3 separate regions of the Mus musculus genome follow, and regions 1 and 3 are each linked to region 2. A link is a loop called in an ENCODE intact Hi-C map of the cell type or tissue named here. Cell type or tissue: left cerebral cortex. All regions are shown on one strand.

The links. Peaks named below come from ENCODE experiments on the same cell type or tissue, not always from the same donor. Only the 100,000 strongest peaks of a DNase experiment are listed, where the experiment ranks them.
Region 1: a loop joins it to region 2, with 2.2 times the contacts of the local background. A loop is called at or near these places in 2 of 42 quality-filtered maps.
Region 3: a loop joins it to region 2, with 10 times the contacts of the local background. A loop is called at or near these places in 2 of 42 quality-filtered maps.

What each region holds. Positions count from the first base shown.
Region 1 is chr9:97,512,014-97,517,013 of GRCm38, forward strand. The region is part of intron 8 of Clstn2 (calsyntenin 2); the gene reads right to left. Among named protein-coding and RNA genes, the nearest start is that of Gm25607, 75 kb to the left of the region's middle. In left cerebral cortex, no CTCF peak of the experiment used is centred here; a DNase peak (open chromatin) is centred at 2,829.
Region 2 is chr9:97,425,358-97,430,357 of GRCm38, forward strand. No RefSeq gene overlaps it. Among named protein-coding and RNA genes, the nearest start is that of Gm25607, 12 kb to the right of the region's middle. In left cerebral cortex, no CTCF peak of the experiment used is centred here; DNase peaks (open chromatin) are centred at 2,956 and 4,057; H3K27ac peaks cover 848 bases.
Region 3 is chr9:97,523,075-97,528,074 of GRCm38, forward strand. It overlaps Clstn2 (calsyntenin 2), which reads right to left. Exons shown (of 18, transcript NM_022319.2): 8 at 3,230-3,351. Among named protein-coding and RNA genes, the nearest start is that of Gm25607, 86 kb to the left of the region's middle. In left cerebral cortex, no CTCF peak of the experiment used is centred here; DNase peaks (open chromatin) are centred at 1,949 and 2,682; H3K27ac peaks cover 779 bases.

The sequences.
Region 1 (5,000 bases), 87 kb after region 2:
TACCATTCAGAGAATAAATATATAAAAAAGCTGGATGTGTTTGGGACTCACTGGAGGCTCTTTTCAGTGTCCCTTGGATGATATGTACGTGGTTAAAGTGGACTTGCATGTCTCTTCAGGAACCACAGCGTGGATCAGGTTCTGCCATGCAGATAATTTGGAGATTAATATATATTTTCCGAGCATATTTTTAGACTAGAAGCAGAGTTAAAGATTAGAGGGTCATCTATCCCAGGGTAGTGAAGGAACTAAACCAGTGGAAAAGTCAATGCAACAAAAGTTGCAAGAAAAAGTTGGAATGAATCTTTGTAATCTCTCCTCATAATGGATGTAAAGTCAGTTCTCTATTGTTGTGGGATTTAGAGGTCCACCAGGGATGTGGCTCATGAATCTAGGACTGACAGATGAACCAAGAATGTGGCATGCCAGATAGCAGGGATGTCTTGTTTCCACAACATGAGCTTCATTCATCCAGGCAAGGCAGACAGGTTCACAATAGAGCTGTCCAGTCTGCCTTTGCTATCGCCAATGGAATGTCAACAAACAATTTCTGTGGTTTTCTCCTTAGATCAACAAATGGAGAAATATGGTCAAGGTTGAGTTCTGCCAAGCTACATAAATCTCAACAAAATAAAAGCGTAATGGTAAGCAACGTGGAGCTTTGCAGAATGGTGGGCTTGGTCTAACACATTAGTCAAATTACTTTCATTTCCACAGACTTAGTGCAGAACAAATAGTCAAGACTGGACTGTAAAACTAACTGTGAGCTTAGACCTCATACTTAGAGATCAAGAAGTGGAATACAAGAGTGCTTTGGCAAATGCTAATTCTCCTTCTATTTCTTAAATGTAATGTCTTACTAAGCAGTTATTTGCCATTCTTGCCTCTAAGGTCATGAAGAGCTAAGAATTGGTGGTCTTGTGATTCCCATTTCTGTGGCCTCAAGAAAGCTACCATCTTCTAAGAAGCCAGGGGATGCAGTTGCTGCTTTATAATGAGGCTTTGCTTCTTTCTAAATATGCACTGATTGTCAAGGTGATGGAGGAGGTTCATTATTTAGAGGCATAATTAAAGGGCACTTCCTTTAGCTAAACTAATGAGCAGTAAGTGCAGCAATATTTGCATGTTTAGACATTAAGGATGGAAACAGATGACTCGGAGGAGATTAGGAGGAAGCAGGGAAGGTAGAACAAATTAATCTCACCGCTGGGCCTCCAGGGTTATTGCTTTTCAAGACTTCCTCAAAGGAGAGGTCTTCTTTGGGAAGTTGGCTCTATGGTCTCCTCTTGTTTTAGGGCATGAATGACTGTCTCATTACTAATCCCCAGATGTAAGGTCATTGTGGTGGCTTGAATAAGAATGTTTCCAATGGTGCAGATGTTTGAATCCTTGATCCCTGGTTGGTGGGGCTGCTTGGGTAGTTTTAATATGTGTGGGCTTATTGGATGAAGTATATCACTGGAGGTGGGCTTTGAAGTTTCAAAAGCCCAATTCTATTCCCACAGCAATTTCTTTGCTTCTTGATTATGGTTCAAGATATGCGGTAAGAAGTCAAAATATCCTTTTTTTTTTTTAAAAAAAAGATTATATGATTCTACAAATAAAAGACTCTACCAGAGAACTCCTACAACTAGTAAACATATTCAGCAAGGCATCAGACTATAAAATGAACACACAAAGATCAGAAGCCTTTCTAAAAACCAATGACAAACGTACCAAGAAAGAAATCAAGGAAACTATCCCAATTCACAATAGTCTAAAAAAATCATGCAATAAATTTTACCAAGGAAATGGAAGATTATAGTGAAAACATAAGAAATATATACAAGTTACTAGGAGATGGGAAGGCCTTCCATGACCATGGATCTACCAGTAGGATTAATATTGTGAAAACGGTCAAAGGCAATCTATAGAGCCAATGCAATCACACACACACACACACACACACACACACACACCACACACAGGGATAGTCAAAGCAGTCCTGAACAATGAAAAGCACTAATGGAAGTGTAATGGCCCCTGATTTGAAGTAACACTACAGAGCTAAAGTAACAAGACCTTATAGTACTGGTATTAAAATAGATGCACTGATAAAGGTAATAGAACTGAGGATCCTTACATAAGCCCATACTCCTTTAGCACCTGATGTTTGACGAAGTCCAAACATATATATTGGGACAAAGACAGCAGTTTCCATGAAGGGTGCTGGTAAGAGTAGATAGCTTGTAGATCCTTCTCTCTCAGTCTGCACAAAACTCAACTTTGAATGGATCAATAACCTCAACATAAGATATGATACTCTGAATCTAATAGAGGAGACGTAGGGGAAATGCTTCAACTTATAGATGCAGCAAAGGGTTTTCTGAATAGGACCCTGGTAACATAGGCATTAAGATTAGCAATTGACAAATAGGACCGTCATTTGAGTGAAGAGGTAGCCTACAAAATGGATTTTTTTTTGCTAGCTATGTATCTGACAGAGGGTTAGTGTTTAAATTATACAAAGAACTCAATAAATTAAATACTAAAAACCCCACTCCATTTAAAAATTATAACTAAACAGAGAGTTGTCAAAAGAAGAAAGAGAAACGTCTAAGAAATATTTTTTTTAAATGTTAAACATCCTTACCCATCGGGAAATGAAAATTAAGCTACTTTGAGATTTCATCTTATTCTAGTAAGAATGGTTAAGATTTAAAATATATGACAACAGATACTGCTTTGGATGTAGGGAGAGGGGAACATTTGTTCACTGTTAGTAGGAGTAAAAATTGGTACATCCACCATGGAAACCAGTGTGGGGGTTCCTCAAAAAGCTAGAGATAGATCTGCCATATGATCTGGCATGTGCTCCCACTGTTCCACTCCTGGGCGTATCCTCAGAAGACTGTATCTTACTATGGAGGTAATTTTTTATCCACATTCATAGTTGTGCTACTCACAACAGCTTAAAAAATGGAAAGAGCCTAGATTACTGTCAACTGATAAATAGATGAAAATGTGGTTCCTATATATTATTCAACTGCAAAGAAAAAATGAAATATGAAAATTGCAAGTAAGTGATTGGAGCTAGAACTCACCAGTCTGCTGTTGATGATGAGTAACCCTGATTCAGAAAGAAATTCTTCACATCATCTCTCATGTACAGATACCGGCTTTGAATCCTTAGGTTTGAAGTCAGGAAATGAGCAAGGGCCCATGTAGGGGAGGTTTCAAGGGGAAGGGATAGGATGATGTTGCTAAGGATAACAAAGGGGGATAATGGAATAGGAAGGGTTAAATGGGGAGGGGCAGGGTGGGGGGGGAGTCTGGGAAATGATAACACTCAAGACCACAAAACAAGATTATCACATGGAATCCTACTACTATAGAAGCTTCCAAAGATATAGAAAAGGTGTTAGATTGAATACCCTATAGTGGAGAGACAATATCTTTCACCAGTACCATAGGTTAATTAATGAAAAACTCAGTGCCATGTATGTGTTGCCTCTCTTCGTGTGGATTGGTCACTGGGGGGTCCACAGACAACCCTGCCCCAACTACAGTCTGTTGCCATTGCTCTTGCATACCTGATATAAGATCCTATTGGTGAAGATACCACATACTGAGTTATTGGACATGAAGAAGTCAAGCTGGTACCAAGATGGAAGCCTTCATCCCTATTTAGTGTTCACAGTGTTGGAAGGTGTTGTGCACAGTACTGGGAGAGAAAAGGAGCCAACAGACTTACCCAGCCTCCGTCTCTGTAAGTTACAATAATGACTGGCCTGGCAAGTGCATACACACTGTGCATACACATACAGTGTCATGAATGTTATTGGAGTGACCAATAGCTTTCTGATTACATTTATGGCTTGTTCCACAACATGGAATTCATGTCTGATACCATTAATTGGGCCAAAAACTTTTGGTTGGATAGGTTATAGGCCCTGGGGTAAAACCTAGTACTATTATTATGGTAAATGAACAAGGTATTAAACTGCCCCCCAGTTTCTTATTTTTATAACCACAGATTAGTGAATGTCTTAGCCCTTGTCAGAGAATCTTCATTTTTTATAGCAAATGTCCATTAATGCAAAGACCCACAATGTGTCAACACGCTGAGCATTAGAGACTACCAAGTGTTCAGCTCTAAATGGGAAACTTCTCTTCTTAAGACTTGGGCGACATGAAAGAAGGGCTGGAAAAAAATTCATGAGAGCCAGAGGTACTGGGCATTCCTAAGCAAAACAGTGTTCTCTTGCCATGACAAGGCTGCCGTGCACATGAACTCAAAGTGTTTGTGACTGCATTCACATGACCTTTAGGAGACCAAGACAGCCTAGAGCTTTGCATATGGAAGAGGAGCTTCTAGGGATCATGGAAATATGGTGGCTGTCATGGGAAGGAATGTTAGTTTTCTTTGGGAATCCAAGCCCTGAGATCCTACCCACGCTCCAGTAGATGGTCCCACAGCCATTTGTGTACAGGGAACACTCATTCTACTCATTTGGTTGAAAAAAAATAGATGAAATTGGAGGGAGGATTGGAAAAAATAGGGGAGAACTTGAAGAGGAGGAAACGGTGGGGTAGATCTAACCAAAATGTACTATATGAATGTATGAAATTCTTAAACACACACAACAACAAAAGTGCCTGAGACCCTCAGCACGAGACTGCACTACTCTCAAGGCCCCATCCCCATAGACAGTGCATCATTTGATTAACATGCATCCCTGAGAGTCCATCACAGCTAATCACATTCTAAAACAGCAATGGTACCTTTCTCCTATTGGAATATGGGCATTTTATGGTCATGTTTAAGGCTCTACTATTGGTCAGGTTAGAACTATGGAAGCCTAGCTATGTCTAAGTCTTCATCCCTCTGCCTAAACCCCAAGAGTTAAAAGAAAGTGCAAACCATGAAGTAAGAGTCAAAGTAACGTTGGCTCCAAGGCTGCTCAATGTATAGGGACAATGCTACTGATTGTTGGACACACTTCCCCTGAGGTAAAGCA
Region 2 (5,000 bases):
ATCCTTGAGGCATTCTCTCTGCTGGGCTGGTTACACTGAAAGTATTAGTAGCTTCTTATCAACGACTCAATCCTTGTCTCTGTTGGTATTTGCTCAAAGGAGTTAATAACGGTCCCCACAAAACTTACACATAGATGCCAGGGACAGTTTTATTCATAATTAATCAGGGTAAAAAGCAACCAACATGCTTTTTCCCAGAAAGCTAGTGGGTAAACTGTGGCACACCAAGACTGTGTCTTGTTATCTACTGTTGAAGGGAAATAAGATAGAAAATCATGACAAACCACAGAAGAAACTTAAGTGCACATGGGGAAGAGAAGTTGTCCATCAGCAAGGTCTTGATCGATTTTGTTCCAGTTGTGAGACTTTATAGAAAAGGTAAAACCATGGCAAATATACAAATGATCTGCTCTTGCCAAGGGTTTATCAAGAGGAGAAAGATAAACTGAGAGAATAGAGAATTTTTAGTGTGGTGAAAATTCCTCACATGATTCTATAATGATGAATGCACATAACTACACATTTGTTCAAATCCATAGGATGTAAAACACTAACAGTCATGGAACCAACATAATCAACCTAGAGCCATTAGATGACTGGATAAAGTAAGTATAGTACATGTATACAAAGGGATATTATTCAGCCACAAAGAAAAGTGAAACCCTGCTATTTGCAGCAAAGTAGATTGCTGGAAACCATGCAAAACTGGAAACCATGGTGCTAAGTGAAATAGGCCAAGCACGTAAAGACAAGACTCACTGCGTGCCCTACTCATAGAAACTAAATTAATCTGAAATAAAGTAGTAATGAATGAATGAATGAATGAATGAATGAATGAATAGAGTAGATTGGGAAAGGTGTTTAGGTGTTATAGATAAAGGGAGTTTAGATTTGATCAGTGTATGCCAGTGTATGGATGTAGTTCACTGAACTGTGTTAATATAAGCAATTAAGACTTAGTGAAAATATGAACCCTAAGGTAAACCAGAGATGCTAAATGATGACATGGGGTCAACATAGGCTCATAAATTGTAAACATTGTTGTGAACCTAAAGCTTCTTAACAAAAGAAACAAACAAACAAACAAACAAACAATAAACGACAACAACAAACCCAAGCTCTAAAACTAAAACAACATAAGCAGCAACAGTGAAAAAGGGAAACCCAAGTTCCCAAGACACCTTATTGCAGATTTCAGGTTGATTTTCACGTCTGGTGGGCTGAGTTGGCAGATCTCTGAGGCAGATCTCTCAGTGTGAGGGGGCACAGCTTTTGGAGGTTGGCAGATCTCTGAGGCAGATCTCTCAGTGTGAGGGGGCACAGCCTCTGGAACTTGATTCTCTGTCTAAAGCTGCAAATGTACTTAGCTGCGGAGGCTTCTCTCCAGAACCTGTCTGGTTTCTTTTATTATTTCTTTATTTTAAGGACTTGATTAGTTCTTCAAGAATTCGCACAATGTGTTGTGGTTTGTTGATGCTCATCCCCCAACTGGTTCCCCAACTCTTTCCAGATTCACCTCCTCTTTTCTTACCCACCAAGTCTGACTCAGTTTCATGTATGAGTACTGCATTGGTATCATTTACACTCCCCCTCCCTTCCAGGACCCCTATTCTCCCAAGAATCTCTTGATTTCATGATCTCTTCTGTAATTATTGTTTTACACACACACATACACACACACACACACACACACACACACACACACACACACACACACTGGGGGAGTGGAGAGAGAGAGAGATTGATTCATTTAGTATTGTTTGTGTGCACATGTGTTTGTTGCTAATCACTGGGATTGGATAACACATTAGACAACTTGTCTCCAGAGAAAATGGACTGTCCCACTCCCAGTAGCCTTTGCTTGCAGCTCTTCACTTAGGGGCGGGGCTTGTGAAAATTTCCCCATCAATCTTGGGATAACAAATGGTGCAGTCATTATGCAAGTTTTATATAGACAACCATATGATTGGGGTTTCATGGTTTATTGTTTTGTCACATCTAGAAGACACTGTCTCAAGATGACATTCTGGTCCTCTGGCTCTTTCGATCTTTCTGTTTCCTCTTCTACACTGTTCCTAAGTTTTAGATGTGGGAGTCGTGTTTTAGATATATCAGTTGGGGTAGGTATGGTTATTTTTTCTTTGCATTTTAACCAGTTTGTGGATCTCTGAAATAGTCTCCATTTGCTCCAAAAATAATCTTCTTTGATGGGGTGGGAGATTTAAATTTCTCTGTAGATATAAGTATTTGGAATACAGTTGGAAACTATATTGATTTGGAGAAATATCAGTAGTAGTCTCTCCTCTAGAATCTATGACCTTTCCAGACACAGGCATCTGGGTAGGTTTATAGTACCAAACATAATCTATCTTCCAGTCAGACAGGATATAAGAGCTACTATTGTACCATTGGGGACATCTTCCCAGGCTGGTCATTATTGTGGTTCACAGGTTTTTACAACTGAGTAAGGCTTCCTCAGATATTTTGGTCACAGGGATGTAAAAGGAGCTAATATATTTTGGGAGGGGAATTATACCAGACATGTTGACTCATAAGGATAGTGAAGCATGCTTCTCTTCATTTGATCTCTGTCTGCAGTGTTGGTGGCAGGTTTGTACCCTGTAGCAGAAAAATTATGATGTAATTTATTTTGTCACATTCTTGTACAATTAAAAAATGCTTGCCAGCTCTATCACTGCATAACCAACATAATTAAAACAACCCACAAGAAGAGAGTCATTTCTATGTAGGTGTGGCTGGGCTCTGCAAGCTTTTCATTTTGCTTTCATTCCCAGCAATTCTAGGAATATGGCACAGACTAACTTCTGCTCTGTGTTCTCAGTCTGGTCTCCCCTGCCTCCAGGTACTGCAGGACACTCTTTCTGCCGAGCCTTCTCAGGCCTTTCACTTTCTGCAAGCATCTAGGAGTCAGACGGGAACATGGTGAGTGTCTTCCACAGCAATACCGTTCACGCCCACCACTGAGCCCACACGAAAGCTGCTGCAGAACTTCTCCAGTGCTATGTGCATAGAGGGAAATGATACAAAGAGAACTCACATGGGAAAAGATGGCTGTATGGAGCAGTCATGATTAAACAATGGGGACGCTGAGTTCTCGAAGGATGCTGAGTAAGGACATGGTTGAAGTCCTCAACAGGGCCTTGGAAAAGTCTGGGGAATGGAGGAAGTCCCAGCATCCTTAGCTTCATGGAGAATACACTTTGTGCTTGCCCATACAGGGGTGAGGGAGGACAGATAGAGGGACAATGACAGAAGGATGACAATGGTCACTCTTATTAGATGGGAACCCTGTGACTTATGCCCCCCGTGTCCTGTGATGTTTAACATCGTCAGTGTTTCAGCCCTGTGCACACTATGCACCTTCCAAGTTTGTGGGGGAAATTCTTTATCTAAGAGAAATACACAAACCAGCTCATTATTCTCTTTAAACTGTAGGCCTTAATCCTTAAACTTAGTTAATAATTTCATCCCGAGACCAATGTAAAGACACAAAGCCACATGTGTGGCCTTTGTTAAGGTAGCTCAGGGCAAGTCTTTCTCTAACTCCAGCTCTGTAACCTGCCTTCATAAACACTAACTTTGATTGATACCCATTCATCCAGAAATTCTTTTCTGCAATGTAAGTCAGGCTATATCTGGTAGAGATAGAGGTCTCTAGACAGCTGGCAGCAGCTTCTACACCAGTGTCAGCTAAGAGTAGCTGTGTATGGGAAGAGAAGGCATAGATATAAGTTTTTGGGGGAGAGAGTTAAGTGGAGGGAGGAGGGATATATATCCATATATCTATATATCTCTATATACGGATATATATGGAGAGAGAGAATGAGAGAGAGAAAGACACACACACAGACAAACACAAGAGAGAGAGAGAGAGAGAGAGAGAGAGAGAGAGAGAGAGAGAGAGAGAGAGAGAGAGATAGATTTGGAGGAAAGTCATTAGCTGCTTGAGATTTTGAGGTTCTTACAGGTGATCTAAGAGAAAATGTCCACCCCCAGACACCAGCTGCTCCCAAAATGAGGACTCTGCCAGCGAGGAGTATGAACTCTCCAAAGGGAAGAGTGTGGTGTGCAAAATGCTGTCATACACCACTCCGAAGGCACAGAAGAGGAGGGGTATGCTGGAGGGATGAGGAAGAGGCACTTGGACAGAGTGCTGGAAAAAGATTTCTCTTCAGTTCTCTCTCTCTCTCTTACTCTCTCCTTCCTTCCTTCCTTCCTTCCTTCCTCTCTCTCTCTCTCTCTCTCTCCCCCTTCTCTCTCTCTCTCTCACTCTCTCTCTCTCTCTCTCCTCTCTCTCTCTCTCTCTCTCTCACTCTCTCTCTCTCTCTCTCTCTCTCTCTCTCTCTCTCTCTCTCTCACCTGAATATGAGCATTCTTTTATAGCAGGATATGATCAGAGGGTTTTCAAGGAATGCTTCCCAGTTGACATGGCCCAAATGGTCCAAACATGCTTTAAGTTTTATAGTTGAAGACAATTTTTTATGTTGGCATGTGGTTATTGTACTGATAATTTAGAAGGAAGAACTACTTCTATTTCCTTTCATTTCCCCCCTCTGAGTGACCTAAAGAAATGCAAAAGCACAGAGCTGAGTACTGGATGCATTCAGGCATTCTATGCAGCAAAAATAGAACACATTTAAATAAAAACTCCAGATTTTACTGGTGTTTTCTGATGACTGTGTCTCTATGACCTATAACTGAGAACTAGCTTTAGAGTACACACGTGTGTTTACAATGTCAACTTTTACTTTAGTTAGTTTATGTTGAACTATTTATATAAAAACAATCATTATCTTGATTAATTAGCCAGACTACAATTGCATAACTCAACACAAGAAAAGTTCCTCATCATTGTTCACATTTCCTGTTGGTTGCTGCCAAGGTAGGGGTTTACTTAGGGGGTGCTGCCTGACATCTACCTTCTTGAATCTTTGTCATCCAAAGACTTGCCTTGGCTTCCCTTTCCAGGAAAAAGAGTG
Region 3 (5,000 bases), 98 kb after region 2:
GTTACACACACCATATTAGACCAGTTTGAATACGTTTTGGCAAAGGCCATCTATAGACTCACTAGTGGCTAATCCAACTGGATATTTGAAATAAGCTAAAAAGATAAGAGATAAACACTGATTTAAGAATCAGAGAGTAAAGAAAACAATGGCAAAATTAAACAATTTTTAATGACCAGTGAAGTGAACAAAATTTTCAATTCATCACCAGAAGTTTTGTTTTGTTTTGTTTTGTTTTGTTTGTTTGTTTTTAGATATCTTGATTTTTCTTCTCTCCATCTCTCTCTTTCTTCCCCTTCTTCTGGCCTTACTGTCTCTCCCTCCACATCCCTTCACTGTTATGCAGACATTTTATCTGGACTATCTTATGTACTTGGAGCTATGCCATACTCTGTATAGCTGGGCCTGAGGAAGACACCACCCTTCTTCCAGGAGCTTGGCACTAAGGAAGCAGATGGGAGGGATAACCATGTGATGGCAGTGCAGAAAGAGTCATGACGAGTCTGACAAACAAGGGGCAGGAGATGTGCCAGGGTAGTTCCTGGTCGAGAAGCTTCATCAGGTCTGTATGTTTTGAGCATCATTTAGTTTACATGAGAGAAACTTCAGGTAAGGTTCTCCTATAACAGGGAGCTGAGGACAAAAAGAAGGTGGTTCCGTGGGCTGGCCTATACACACTACTGGGTTGGCAGTGTGAGCACTGTGGAGAGTTCCTGTGCCCTCCTCACTACAGCCTCCTTCCTTCCCCTGCCAACTATCCCTATGAGCTAGGATGTCTGATAGCAAGAAGTCCTCTGACTTTCACAAGACTTAGTACAGACTTTCACAAGGTTAGTATAGAAATGCTGCAGACTGACTTCTGTCCTCCCCAAGCTCACAGTATGAAATACTAAATCCCAGGTATATTTGAAGTTATGACCCAGGGCAGGCAACAGAAATAAAATGAGGGAGTGAGACTTGGGACTTCATCTAGCAGGGAAGGAGGAGCAGACATGAGGGTACCATCTTTCTATTTCTGGAATTGAGGACAAAGCAGGTAAAGGAAGCCCTCTGTATCCAGGAAAACAGATCTCATTAGATCATGTATTAACAAGCGCTTTGACCTTGCATTTCCCAACCTTATTGGCTATGTGAAAGTAAACATCTTTCCCTTAAGCCATGCAGCCCAGGGTATTTTGTTAAGGTAGCCTGCACAAGGTTAGACACAGACGAATACAGAGCTTACTACAATTAAAGAGCTGTTAGCTTGTAGGGTTCTATAAAAGCTACAAATATTTTGTATAATAGATGTAATTTCTGTCTATGAATGAATAGATTTTACATTTTAAGTCAGCATGCTCACCAAAGGAGTAGCATGAGAGAAAGGATAGGTGCTGGCCATGGCTTGCTGTGGGCCATAGGCAAGTCACTGGGGCTGGAGTCTCCTGCCGGGAAGGCCCCATGGAAAGCCTGTGGCAGGGCTGGGAATGGTCTCATATATGCAGCCTGCCTGCTACAGAGCAGGCTCAACAAAACAAAACAAAACAAAAATAACCAAAGGAACATCCCTGGGACCAGGGCATTGCTCAGTGACTCAGTTCCTCTTTAAATGCATGGCTCTCAGAATTGCTACATGCACTATATATTTATCTATACGACCAGGATTCCTTCCTTGTCTATTTTTAATTTCAAACCCTGCAACTTCATTTGCTTGTATCCTTCCTTCTCAATCCCATCTCAGAAAATGCCTCTGGGTATCTATAATTATCTCCACCAGTATGGCGAAGTTCTTATTAAAGAACCCCTCACAATATGGAATTTATTTTAATTCACTTCAATTTGTATTATATATTTTAAAATATCCCATAAAAGCCATCTGGCACTTCAGGACATAGCTGGGAGGTTGCTGAGAAATCATATAAACAATGTCAACGTTTTACCACTCCTACATGCCCCAGAATTCCTAACACAAAGAAATGCAGATGAACACATATGCTGTCTTTTCAGCCACCCAGGATCCAGCAGGGTTTGCATTTCCTAGGATCAGGCCAGACAGTTGGCACTGGCTCCCCACTCTGTCTCCTGAGCACAACATCTTTGCTTTTCACACACTGCACAGATTCCATAAGAGGAGAGTCCTTGGGTTGAGATACCTGGGTTACACCGAACATACATGTGAGCGTTTGTGAGGATGGAAGGGGCAGCCATCACTAACGTTTCCATATGAGTAAGTTCTTGCTGAGGTCAGTCCTACTGGGAGCTGAAGGGTAGGGGTGTTCAGGAGAGGATGGGGAAGAGGCAGAGTAATAGGAGACAGAAAACGCAGGATTATGAAACACTCAGCATCAGAAAGGACAAGGTAGCATTACATACAGTGGGCACACAAGAGAGAAAATAGGTCTGTAGGTCACAGAAGAACAAAATAAGAGGTTGAGACCTAACTCATTGGGGACTATAAAACGAGCATTGTTAGGTGACGTCTTATTCCTGCCTATTGGCATTCTCTCTTTTGCTGAATTAATACTATTTTTTTTTAAAAAAGGAAACTCTGCCCAGTTTCATCTCTAAGTGAAGGCCATATCAGTCTTGCTTCCTCGCCGTGCAGTGTCCTTCCCCACAAATGAGTGGTTTCTGGTACCACCCTCAGGAACACACACTACAAAGCTCTGGACTCAACCCAGACACAGCTTTGTCATGGAGAAGTGTGATGTACCAGCCCCTGTGATCAAGCCATAAAGCTCCGATGAGTCAGGTTTTCCACTTCAGAAATGCAGACACTGTTAACAATGCTCTGTCATGGCTTTTTTTTTTTTTTCAAAGTCCTCTTGTCCCTGTTCTCAATTGCCTGTCACCAAAAGCAAGTCATACTGGCACCCAAAGGAGGAAAGCATCAAAGGGCAGACATGATGCTCACTGACACAAAGACCAAAGATATATCTATCAACAAAGATCTTCAGCAGGTCGGGAGAGGGGGGGGGCAGGATAAACATCTTCCCGTGGGCTCAACAAGGAGTGAGCATAGCATATGCAGGTACAATGGTCCACAGGTCCTCTGATCCTGTGGCATCTCAGCTAGCACACTTTCCCCCACTACTGGCTTTCAGTTTTTACCCTGACCTATCTGCCTTCTTGAACTGAATTTTCTAAAACCAAGAAACTGAGCAGTCCTGGAGAGCCAACCCACTGCCACTCCCCTGAGAGCAAACTGGTGGTCTCTGCAAAGGAGAAGGCATGCCCCTGAGAGCCTTACCTGGTCCAGCTTCCAGTGAAACTCTGCAGGGCGAAAGGTGTCTGCCTGGTCAAAGTCCTTCCGCAGGAGGAAGACGAGGCGGCAGTTGTGCACATACAGGGCATAGTGATGCCGGTTCATTTCTGAAAGGCAGAAATGGGATTGAAGCACAAGAGAATCTTTCTGTCTGGTTCCACCAAAGAGTTGCTAGGTACAGTTCAGAAAAACAAAGAAATAGTCTCTCTTATTTTCCCATCTATAAGTGGTTCTGATGAATTTTCTAGAACATATTTGGGGGAAGACACTGCAGTAGAACAACCTCTGGTAGGCCCCATAGCAAAACTTCTGAGACCTTGCCTTTAAACCCTGGGCCAAGTCATACTCCATCAGAGCCCAGTGAAAGCTTCGTTGTGTGTACTTACGGGGCTCTCTGCCAATCACATCAGCATCTCTGGGCTCTACAGCATGGCTGCTTTCTCCTGGAGTTCTGGGATTTGTTTTATTTTGTCAGTCTTGACACAGTGACCACAAAACACATCTCTTTTGTCTCCTTAATCTATGCTAAGAGGGGAAGCCTTGCTTTTAGCTGCTAGGAGGAGACAAATTGATTTTCCAACATTAGACATAACTGTGTGGCTCTTCAAAGCGATGAATAATAACCCCCTCCCCAGGCACGGCCATCAATCAACGGAACCTTTTCTTCCTCTGATAGAAAGGCTTTCTTACTTGCTTAGGAAATCGTATGACATGGTTTTAGCCATGACACTTAGAGCCACAGGACAATACCAACTGGCAAGAAAGGAGCTGTTCTGTACCAGCACATAGAGAAGTCATGCTGGACTTGGCTGTAGAACTCCAGAGAAATTTACTAGGAGGCATGTGTGTTATAGGTGGGTAAATGAGTTCATGGCCATGCACGGGGATAAGCATAGCCATCCATTGAGACCTGCATTAGGGCAGGGAGTGGGCTAGCTTAAGGTAACCTAGGGCTGGAATACTGTGCCTGATTCCTATACCTTCATATTAACCTTGCTATGAGGTCAACATTGGCCTCATCTCTAAAGATGAGCCTTGGCTGGCTCTGACTAAATAGACTCCTGCCAACTCTTCCAACACAGGAATTGGTTCAAGATGCCTGCCCAAGGTCAGAGAACATGGTCTCTGCTGAGAACTGGCAGGGAAGACTTGGTCTAGGCCAATGGTTAGTAGTTTCCTAAGCAGTCCTGGGATAGGTGCCAGCAGAACATGAACCTGTGGGATGCCTTCTTTCCTTTGGGGCAGTGCAGTGTATAACCAGAGGTCTGCAGCAGCTGCACCCTTATCTGCTCATCTTAAACTGATACATGCATAGACACAGATCTGAGAAAATGCAGAGAACAGGGACGTGGATCTTGATCACACTTTACCTGTAAGATGACCACAAAGCCATCATAGATCTAGGAGTTTTCTGGTACAAGGAAGTCTATATTCTCTGCATTCATTTGATTTCTTTTTTAGTTATCTGATACCATTTGATCTGGACTTTCCATCTCTGTAATGGATAGAATCTTAATTGCCACAATGAGGAAATGTGTGCAAAGCAGCTGGCTGGAACAGATGCTCAGTGGCTGTCGGTTATTATAAAGGCCATTGCTGTGCCTGGGGACTACAGCATCACAGACAGCCATGTCAGAGGCTGGTTCCACCCAAGCACCAGCATTCTCCAGAACCCAATGCAAAAATGGCAAGGGAGAGGATGGGCAGTCACTCCATGTGCCCAGTGTGTGGATGGCCACTCTTAGCCTCTGGACTG